2 separate regions of the Homo sapiens genome follow, and region 2 is linked to region 1. A link is an interaction called in ENCODE POLR2A ChIA-PET data of the cell type or tissue named here. Cell type or tissue: GM12878. All regions are shown on one strand. Each heading gives the region's core, and the rest is flanking DNA. Links, peaks and the distances in the headings are about the cores only. Region 1 has its middle 54 kb from the start of LMTK2. Region 2 overlaps LMTK2 (lemur tyrosine kinase 2).

The links. Peaks named below come from ENCODE experiments on the same cell type or tissue, not always from the same donor. Only the 100,000 strongest peaks of a DNase experiment are listed, where the experiment ranks them.
Region 2: POLR2A ChIA-PET joins it to region 1 with 10 read pairs; 5 of 35 experiments call an interaction of 5 or more read pairs at or near these places.

Annotation. Positions count from the first base shown.
Region 1 is chr7:98,049,904-98,055,281 of GRCh38, reverse strand. No RefSeq gene overlaps it. Among named protein-coding and RNA genes, the nearest start is that of LMTK2, 54 kb to the left of the region's middle. In GM12878, for the core only: no CTCF peak of the experiment used is centred there; no DNase peak of the experiment used is centred there.
Region 2 is chr7:98,128,618-98,133,995 of GRCh38, reverse strand. All of the region lies in intron 1 of LMTK2 (lemur tyrosine kinase 2), which reads right to left. Among named protein-coding and RNA genes, the nearest start is that of LMTK2, 24 kb to the right of the region's middle. RefSeq lists enhancers at 496-545, 1,105-1,605. In GM12878, for the core only: no CTCF peak of the experiment used is centred there; DNase peaks (open chromatin) are centred at 625 and 2,135.

The sequences.
Region 1 (5,378 bases), core at 290-5,289:
ATTCCTGAGCTCAACCAATCCTCCTGTCTTGGCTTCCCAAAGTGCTGGGATTATAGGCATGAGCCACCATGCCCAGCTAAGCCAACCCTTCTTGAGAGCACCAAATATGCCCCAAGCTTTTGTGCATGATCTAGTATGCACCTACCTTGTTCAATTCTCCAGCAACTCTTGGCAAGGGTTCTGTTTTATCCATTTTACAGTTCAGGAAACCAAGGCCCAGAGAGATCAAGTAACTTGCTCAAGAGCACACCAAGATCAGCACAGATATGGCGCTGAATGTGAATGCAAGTTTGCCTAAATCCAAAACCCAGGTCTTTAACCACAAGGTAGGTATATGGTACTCTGATGTACAGGAGAGCCCTGCACTTATTAGTTCTATTATTTACAATATACTAGTAAGTTACTATTCACCACTAAAAAAAAGTTGAAGGCCAGGCACAGTGACTCACACCTATAATCCCAACACTTTGAGAGGCTGAGATAGGAGAATTGCTTGAGGGCAGGAGTACAAGACCAGCCTGGGATCCGATCTCTACTAAAGATCTTTAAAAATTAGCCAGGCATGGTGGCACATGCCTGTGGTCTCAGCTACTCAGGAGGCTGAGGGGGCAGGATCACTTGAGCCCGGGAGGTTGAGGCTGCAGTGAGCTATGATAGCGCCACGGCACTCCAGCCTGTGCAACAGAGCAAGATCCTATCTCTAAACAAAACTTTAAAACTAAGAAAAATAATTTGTGCAGCCATCACTGTGATCCATTTCCATAACTCTTTCATCATCCCAAATAAGATGTCTGAACCTATTAAAGGTTCAGAGGGCACACAGACTCCACTTTTCAGGAGAGGTCTATCAGTCAATTTGTAAAAAGAGCACATAGGATAGATAAATATATTGATGAGGACATCTTTGAAAAATACAGTCTGCTCCAGATGAGGAGGCTGAATACATAAGTGCTAAGACATTGCTCAGTCATAGAAATGGCCATGGGTAGAGGTGGCTGATCATGGACAACGTGATTTGGGGCTTGGCAAAAATATAGTATTTTACATGGTGGGAAAAAGGAAGCAAAGACAGCCAACACCGGCTGGAGAAAAGCCTAAGACTTGGCAACTCCTTTTTGACACGTGTGGCCAGTGCTGTGAGGTTGAGTTTCCATGGGACTCTACAAACTGATGGCTTGTGACCAACACTGCCACATATAAATCCAGCACGTCTTTGGGAGCCAGAGCCAAGAGCCCCAACAAAGAACCAGTTACATGGATGAGTTTAGAATCCAATGAAGGTGGCCTAGTAGCTCATCCCCGTAATCCCAGCACTTGGGGAGGCCGAGCCCGGAGGCTCACTTGAGGCCAGGAGTTCAAGACCAGCCTGGCTAACATGGTGAAACCCCATCTCTACTAAAAATACAAAATTGCCTGGGCGTAGTGGCTCACGCCTGTAATCCCAACACTTTGGGAGGCCAGGGCAGGAGGCTTACTTGAGGCCAGGAGTTCAAGACCAGCCTGGCCAAAGTGGTGAAACTCCATCTCTACTAAAAATGCAAAAATTAGCCAGGCATGGTTGCACACGTCTATAATCCCAGCTACTTGGGAGGCTGAGGCAGGAGAATTGCTTAAACCCGGGAGGCAGAGGTTGCAGTGAACCAAGATCATGCCATTGCACTCCAGCCTGGGCAATAAGAGCGAAACTCTGTATCAAAAAAAAAGAAAGAAAGAAAAAAAAAAAGAAAACCAAGGAGGAAAGATTGGCTGCTTCAAGAAATGATGCTGGGACAATTGGTTAGCTTATTATGAACAAGAATAAAATTAGACTTCTTAACTCTCACTTTATGGTATCAAAATAAATTCCAGGCCAGACGCAGTGATTCGCGCCTGTAATCCTAGTGTGTTGGGAGGCCTAAGTGAGAGGATTGATTGAGGCCAGGAGTCCAAGACCAGCCTGGGCAACATAGCAAGACTCCGTGTCTACAAGAAAGTTAAAACTTAGCCAGGCATGGTGATGTGTGTCTGTAGTCTCAGTTATCGGGAGGCTGAGGCAGAAGGATTGTTTGAGCCCAAGGAGCTGGAGGCTGCAGTGAACCATGATTGCACCACTGCACTCCAGCCTGGGCAACAGAGCAAGGCCTTGTTTCTTAAAAAATAAAAATAAATTTTTTTTTAAAATTTAATGAAGCCATAAAAGAACTAAACATATTTAGGAGAATGTTGATCTGATCCTAGAGAGAGGAAGGCTTTCCTGAACATAAAGACATTAAAGTAATATCAAACATTCAATAAGGGATTTCCTCCGCAGTATTGTCTAGAAAAGGAAAAGATAAGGAAACCCTCACCTTCCCCGGGTCCAGCGATGGAGAATTGGCTAAATAAATTATTGGATACATCCCTATGTTGAATAGTCATGTGATAATTAAGAATCATACTTAGGTAATATTTAAGGATATAAGGAAAATGCTCGTGCTATGTTAAATTTTTTTAAAATTATGTTGCAGAATGTTATAATTATACCACACTATACTTTGCTGCTGTGCTTGAAGAAGGGGGTGTGGTTCCACTGACGTTTTACTGGGTATTCAGCACTGTGCTAAGCATTTTACATGCATTTGACCATTTCCCCAGCTGGGTGAGGTGGCTCACACCTGTAATCCCAGTACTTTGAGGGAACAAGTCTGGAGGATCACTTGAGCTCAGAAGTTCAAGACCAGCTTGGGCAACATAGAGAGACCGTCTTTACAAAAAATAAAAATAAAAAATTTTTGGTGGTGCGCACCTGTGGTCCCAGGTACTCAAGGAGGCTGAGGGAGAAAGATCTCTTGAGCCTAGGAGGTCAAGGCTGCAGTGAGCCGTGTTTGCCTCACTGCCTGGGTGACAGCAAGGCCTTGTGTCCAAAAAAAAAAAAAAAAAAAAAAGAAGAAGAATATGCGGTAGATACTGTTAGTATTATTCCCATATTACAAGTCAGAAGACTGAGGTGTAGAAAAATTAATTCATTTGCCAAAGGTGGCAGGTAAGCAAAGAAGCTGCAATTGTAACTCATGTCTACTCGTTTCCAGAGCCCTGGCAGAAGATTCCTTTGAGGCTATGAATTTCCAATGTTGCAAGACGCCAGCTCTCAAAGTGAATGGGAAAGGAAAGGGGTTACTGGAAGGATACGGAGATCTAAATGTTAGCTGTGGGCCGGGCGCTTTGGGAGGCTGAAGCAGGTGGATCACTTGAGCACAGGAGTTTGACACCAGCCTGAGCAACATGGCAAAATCCTGTCTACCAAAAATACAAAAATTAGCAGGGCATGGTGGCACACGCCTGTAATCCCAGCTACTTGGGAGGCTGAGGCAGGAGGATCTCTTGAACCCGGGAAACAGAGGTTGCAGTGAGCTGAGAGCATGCCACTGGACTTCAGCCTGGGCAACAGAGTGAGACACTGTCTCAGAAAAAAAAAAATGTTAGCTGTGGTTATCCGTGGGTGGTGAGATGATTTCCCAGATTTCCTACAGATTCATGTGACTTTTAGAGTAAGATCAATTTATAAAACATTTTATAAAAGGGTGGGCGTGTAGCTAGATAGACGTCCACACGGGCAGGTTATGAAGCTCTCTCCTCTCTTGGAGTCCCCAAGTGACTTGTCCCTGCGGAATCTGGAGGTCCCCACACAGACACACACCCATAATAAATGCGACAAGCAGTGCGTGACACCAGGCAGTGCCCGGCAAGCCTTTGATGGCTAATGGCTGTAGGTGAAGTTTCTGAAATGACTTGCTCTTGTCCTAGGGTGGCAGATGCAGTTACAAGGGACCCAGTGGGACAGGACAACGCTGTTCTTTATATTCAAGAAGTGCCCCCTTTGATTCATAGCTGGGGACCCCTCGCCGAGCGGGCCATCAGAGAGGCCACCGGTGGCGCCCCGGAGCTCGTCGTGGCGACTGGTCCAGCCTTGCGAAGGAGACCTGGTTACCATGGATACAGCAGGGCGGGGGCGGAGCCAAACCGGATCCCGGAAGTGGGTAATTAGTCTCATCTTCCCGCCACCTGCCTGCTTCCCCACCTCACACCCCATGGCTTCCAATCCTGTCGCTTTCCCCCTACCCCCTGCAGGCTTAGGTTTTCCTTGTCTTTAAAAGGCAGGAACTGGGGAGGAGTGGGTTGGCAAACAAAAAGAGAAATTTGGCAGCCCTACTTTAAAAAAAAAATTGTGGAATTGTTCAAACCTACAGAAAACTATAGGGAGTAAAATAAACACTCATGTACCCTCCACCTAGAATTAATATATGTTCACGTTTTTGCTTGGAGGTGTTTCTGATTTTGATCTTAAGAAACCCCCTTTTCGGGCCGGGCACAATGGCTCATGCCTGTAATCCCTGCACTTTGGGAGGCCAAGGCAGGCAGATCTCTTGAGGTCAGGAGTTCAAGACCAGCCTGGCCAAAAAGGTGAAACCCTGTCTCTATTAAAAATACAAAAATTAGCCGGCCGTGGTGGTGGATGCCTGTAATCCCAGCTACTCAGGAGGCTGAGGCACAAGAAACGCTTGAATCTGGGAGGTGGAGGTTACAGTGAGCCGATATCGCACCATTGCACTCCAGCCCGGGCGACAAGAGCAAGACCCTGTCTCAAAAAAAAAAAAAAAAAATTGGCGTTACACAATGTAAAGATGAATGGTAAATTCATGCTAATAATTTAGATTTCTGAGTTTTCTTTACTTAGAATGATAGTAGGGAGCAAATAAAAAATATTGTGACAAGTCAATAGAGAGACTGCAGAAAAAAGAAAAAAGCTTTATATGTTATTCATTTGTTTTGTTTTGTTTTGTTTTGTTTTTTTGAGACAGAGTCTCACTCTGTCGCCCAGGCTGGAGTGCAGTGGCATGATCTCAGCTCACTGCAACCTCCGTCTCCCAGGTTCAACCAATTCTCCTGCCTCAGCCTCCCGAGCAGCCAGGACTACAGGTGCGTGCCACCACGTCTGGCTAATTTTTGTATTTTTAGTAGAGATGGGGTTTCACAATGCTGGCCAGTCTGGTCCTGAACTCCTAACCTCAGGTGATCTACCTGTCTCAGCCTCCCAAAGTGCTGGGATTACAGGTGTGAGCCACCACACCCAGACACCATTTTGTTATGATTGAGTTTTAACAGTTCTTTGTATATTTGGAATACAAATCCTCTATCTGATATATGTTTTGCAAATATTTTCTCAGAGTCTTTGGCTTGTGTTTCCTTCTCTTAACCCTGGGTCATTTTGGAAAATCAGGGTAAAAATGGGTTAGGCCCACCAGTTAGGATGAGGGGAAGATAAACCAGTGATCTCAGGGGAATAGTCTGGACTGGAGAGGACTGGCTGGTAAAATTGGCCTCCAAAAAAACATGCCTGGCCCTTTTATCACATGGGAAAA
Region 2 (5,378 bases), core at 93-5,092, 79 kb before region 1:
TCATTAATTAGGGTAGTTTATACTTCCTCAAACTCCACATAGCTGATCTTGACTTACTTTTTCCTCTCTTGCACCCAGAGTTTTTGTTTTGTTTTTTTAAGCATCACAAACTACTTATTTATTACAGAACTGGATAAGGACTGTATGAATGCCAGCCTAATTATCTGATTCATGAAAGTGTCCTCTGTGAGTCACTAGATAGGTATGAAGAGTATAACCAGGTTAAGACCAATGAACTATGCCACGCTTTGCCCTAGCTCTCTGCTACACTTACTTCTGCTAGGGTCTGCAGGGCACCTACTCTCCCTTAGATTTCCTCAGTGTGAACCACACTTACTCAACCTCAGTATCTAACAGTCCCATTAAAACTACTGCCTCAGAAATTGACTAGGTAGCTTCAAGTAGACATTTTTAGTTACCCCTTTTTAAAACTTTAAAGTATTTTTCTTTTGATGAATCCAAAAGCACTGTGCTATAAAAAAAAACTCTATTTAGCAATGAAAAAAAAAAACTTCCATAAAATGAGGAAATCAAACATAGGCTGGAAGGTGAGATGGGTTTGCAGAAACCACAGAGAGGAAGTAAATTCTAGACTTGAGGAACCACAAATAAAATCCCTATACCGCCGTGGTCAAACTAGAAACCAGTCCCTGACACAGTTCCTGACTGCAGCTGTTAGAACCTGATAAAGAAAGGCAGCTTTAACATGCAGCCTACAGCACTGAGAAGGGCATACGTCGAGCCAGTCATCTACCAAACAACATCAAGAACAGGCATCACCATACATTTAGGCAGCTTTTCCCATCACAAATTGAGAGCAAGCACCACATGAGGTCTGGCGGAATACGTATGCTTTCCCCAAGACACTGATTAAAAAACACCCGGCATGTCTACAGCACATTCTGTGAGTTTTCATTTAATAGTTTTCAAAGCATTTTAATAGCTACCTAGAACTTGATTCAATAAGCAGAAAACTTGAGAAACTCTAAGAGGTAGGTACATATTATCTGTTTTAGAGACAGGTAATTTGGAGAATGCAATTTCTCAGTAATGACTCAAGGTAAGCCAGGAATACCACCTATTAATTCAACCATTATAACTCCAGCCCAATTATCTGATTCACGATCTCTAGAACCTCAGATGAAACTGGACCCATATGTAATTAACTAAAGAGTTGTCTGTGAAGCCATTTTGGGATTCAATTAAAAAAAAAATTAAAGGCCACAGATAAAAAGAAATGATGATCAATATTTAGATCCATTAGGGATTACAAAATGCTGGATATCCTAATGTTGTCATTCCTTGTTCAGTCACTAGTGGATATGCTTTTATAAAGAGAAATTTCCTCACATTTACTATTTGGTTACCCAGTGGTTCAAGTCATAAGGAAAAGGCAGACTAGATACTTCAATCTTTCTCTTTGCCAGTTTTTAAAAAATGAGTTGGTGGTTGGGTGCGGTGGCTCACGCCTGTAATCTCAGCACTTTGGGAGGCCAAGGTCGGGGGACCGCAAGGTCAGGAGATTGAGACCATCCTGACCAACATGGTGAAATCCCGTCTCTACTAAAATACAAAAAATTAGCCAGGCGTGGTGCCGCGCGCCTGTGGTCCCAGCTACTCGGGAGGCTGAGGCAGGGGAATTGCTTGAACCCAGGAGGCAGAGGTTGCAGTGAGCCAAAATTGCGCCACTGCACTCCAGCCTGGGCGACAGAGTGAGACTCCGTCTCAAAAAAAAAAAAGTTGGTTCACTAGCATCCTCTGGCAGTGACCAGTTCAGAGAGCTGCTGTCACTGTTTTGTGGTATCATCATGAGCTAATGGATTTAAAGCACCCACAGGCTTCCATCCGTTGTGGTTGTTCTGATTGACACTCCCATTGTCCTGTCTTTGGCAAGCAGGGCCTCTAAAGCGGTTTGCTCCCAAGCCCTCCCACAGGGTCCCGGCAGGCCTGGGTGGAGTTCTTGTTCCCTGGGTTGTTCCAGGCTCATCTTTTATAGTTTCTGTTTCAAACCTCCTATCAATCATTTCCCCAAAGAGCCCTGGTTTCTTTTAAAGTGAACTGCTAATGTAAAGACCTCGGTTCAGGAAGTAGAGCTGCTTATTCACTGCTGGTGTCACAACTACCTTAGAAAACAATGTATCACAGTTTTGTAACATTGAACTTTGGTACCCCTGTGGTCTAAGCAGCTGCTCTCTTCGGGTAATAGGGATCAGGAAACTGTGGCCACTGGGTGAAATCCTGCCCACAGTTTTTGTTTTGGTATGGCCTGAAAGCTAAGAATAATTAAGAATTCACGTTTTTAAATCGTATTTTTAATCCAAAATAACATTTTATGACACATGAAATTTATATCAATAGCTGATAACACAGAAAGACAGACATTATCTCCTGACAGAAAAACACATCACCACCTATGCAACAGTACTGCCCAAAACAAGCAAACAAAAACAATATCAAACCTGAATCTAATCAACCACCTAGATCCAAATGTCAATGTATAGGAAACATTATGAATAGCGAGACATGTGAAATACCACCACAAGAATGTAATCAGCAAAACACAGGCTGTGAAAAACACTTGGGGAGAAAAGCCTAGGAAAATGTAAAAAAGAAAGAGATGAAGAGAGGGAGAGTGGCAAACATTAAAAGACTTAAACGACCTACCCACCAATTCCAACATATGGATGTTATTTGAATCATGATTCAACCTATTTTAAAAACTATGACATTTCAGGCTATTGGAAATCTGAACACTAACTGACCATATTAAGAAAATGTAATTCATTTCTCCTTGGAGTGATAATGGTCATGTGCTTGTTTTTAAATGTAGTCCTTATCTTTTGGAGATAGTGACCTACTTAATGATGTCTGGAATTTGCTTCCAAACAGCACGAGGGCGTGGAGAAAGTGGACGGGGGCAGCATGAAGAAAGATGGGCTGCAGCTAATTCAGGCTGGGTGGAAGCTGTGTGGGAATTCATTACAGTATCTATGTCTTGCATGCTTGAAGCTTTCATTTATTAAATGAATTTAAAAGTTTAAATGGAAGAAAGCAGATATCATAATTTATAATCCATATTCTTGCCTACTCTTGATATGGCCATTAACGTGCTAGGGCTGTCATAATCAAGTATCACAAACTGGGTGACTCAAATAACCAAAATTTATTCTCTAGTTTTGGAAGCTCCAAGTCCAAGATCAAGGTGGCAGCAGGATGGGCTCCTTCTGAGGGCTGTGGTGGCAGGGTTTGTTCTAGGCCTCTCCTTGCTTCTGGCAGCTGGCTGCCTTTTCCCTAAGTCTCTTCCCATCATCTCCCCTCTACGTGTGTCTGTGTCCAAATTTCCTCTTCCTATATATAAGGACAGCAGTCACACTGGATTAGGCCCACCCTCATGACCGCATTTTCACTTGATCATCCCCGTAAAGACCCTCTCTCCAAATAAGGTCCCATTCTGAGGCACTGGGGTTAGGGTTTCCACGTATGAATTTAGGGGGAACACCATCCAACCCATCTCTAGGACAGATGCTTAAATGAAAACAAGGAAAAACAAAGAAGAGCCAAAGACCAGTAGGTGCACATATAACAGCAGCTACCTGCAAGGACAGAAACAGAGTGGCTGGGGGACAGAGTGTGCTATATCCTTTCCTATTTGTTGGTATAGCACAAAGGTGCTATATCCTTTCCTATTTGATGAATTTTGTACCCCCAGCTTCTCGCCATCTTTAACCTAATGGCAAAATTCCTTCATAAGGCTTCAGCATCCAACGTTGCCTGGCTACTTCTGACCTCCCAGCCCCGACTCCATCACTCCCCGCCAGCTCTCTACTATGAGCTATGATGACCCTCTCTCCATCCTTCCAGATGGATCTTCTGCCAATTCATTCTCATATCTTCCACCACCCAGAGACGCTAACATGACATGCTCCCCTGCCCCCACCATTCATTCATCCCTGCCCATCAGAGCTCAACTCAGAAACCATCCTTGAGGCCCGCGGTTGGAGTCCCTGCCTGTGCACCCCCAATTACCGTGCATCGGCCCATGGAATCTGTCACTCCATGTTGCAAATGCCCATATGCCTTCCCCACTAGGCTGCAAGCTGAATGGGGTCACGGGCCAGGCTTGTATAATCCACCAATGACTCCCCAGAGCCTAGCCCAGCGCCTAGCATTCAGGTAGAAGTCGGGGTAAGAAAAAGGGAAAAAAGTTAGAGAGCGATGAAGGGGCATGAGCAAGCGAGGGAAAATAAGCAAGCAAGGGAACGAAACAGGAAAAACAACAACAACAGAAAGAAACCATAACCAACCTACCGGATCACAGAATAAACTTACGAGCTAGGCACAGTGGCTCACGCCTGTAATCCCAGTGCTTTGGGAGGCTGAGGTAGGAGGATCACTTGAGCCCAGGAGTTCAAGACCAGCATGGGCAACATAGTGAGACATCATCTCTACAAAAAGTGTGAAAAATCAGCCAGGTACGGTGACACACACCTGTAGTCCCAGCTACTTGGGAGGCTCACCTGAGCACAGGAGGTCAAGGCTGAAGTAAGCTACGATCACACCACTGCACTCCAGCCTGGACAACAAAGTAAGACCCTATCACAAAACAAAACAAAACAAAACAAAACAAAACAAAACAAAACTGAATAAACTTATGGGCCAGGTACGGCGGCTCATGCCTGTAATCCCAGTGCTTGAGCTCAGGAGTTCAAAACCAGCCTGGGTCTCTACAAAAAAATACAAAAACTTAGCCGGGCGTGGTGGCATGAGCCTGTAGTCCCAGCTACTCGAGAGGCTGAGGTGGGAGGATGGCTTGAGCCCAGGATGTTAAGGCTGCAGTGGTGTGCGATCGTGCCACTGCACTACAGCCTGGGTGACAGCCTGGGTGACACAGTGAGACTGTCTCAAAAATAATAATAATAAACTTACGTTTTCAGGGTCAAACAAATAAGATTATAAGAGAAGCATCCTTCAACAATTTTACACTCTTACTCGGGACATTTTCCCACTGTTGACATACACTGTATTGGAGTGGTGAGATGCTTACTCCCCAGGGCCCCAAGAACTCCCACAAACATGTACCCATTTTGCTTCAGCTGCCTAACTAAGGTGTTTTATTAAGAAATACATTATCTCAAAAAGTGGATTTCCTCCAATTTATGTTCTCCCTCAAAAACAGGTGTTTACCCACACGCACCATGTTCTCGCACAGCCTCATCTTACTGGAGGCCATCAGTGCATTCTACTCAGTGCAGGCAAAGCGAGAATCCAAAGGCAGCCTCTTCCCCAGGGAGCCCCTGGAGCACAGGACTCAGAAGAAAGCCCCACACACGGGCAGAGCCACAGCCCTCGGACCTCTATGCCAACGTGTGTTTAGGAAC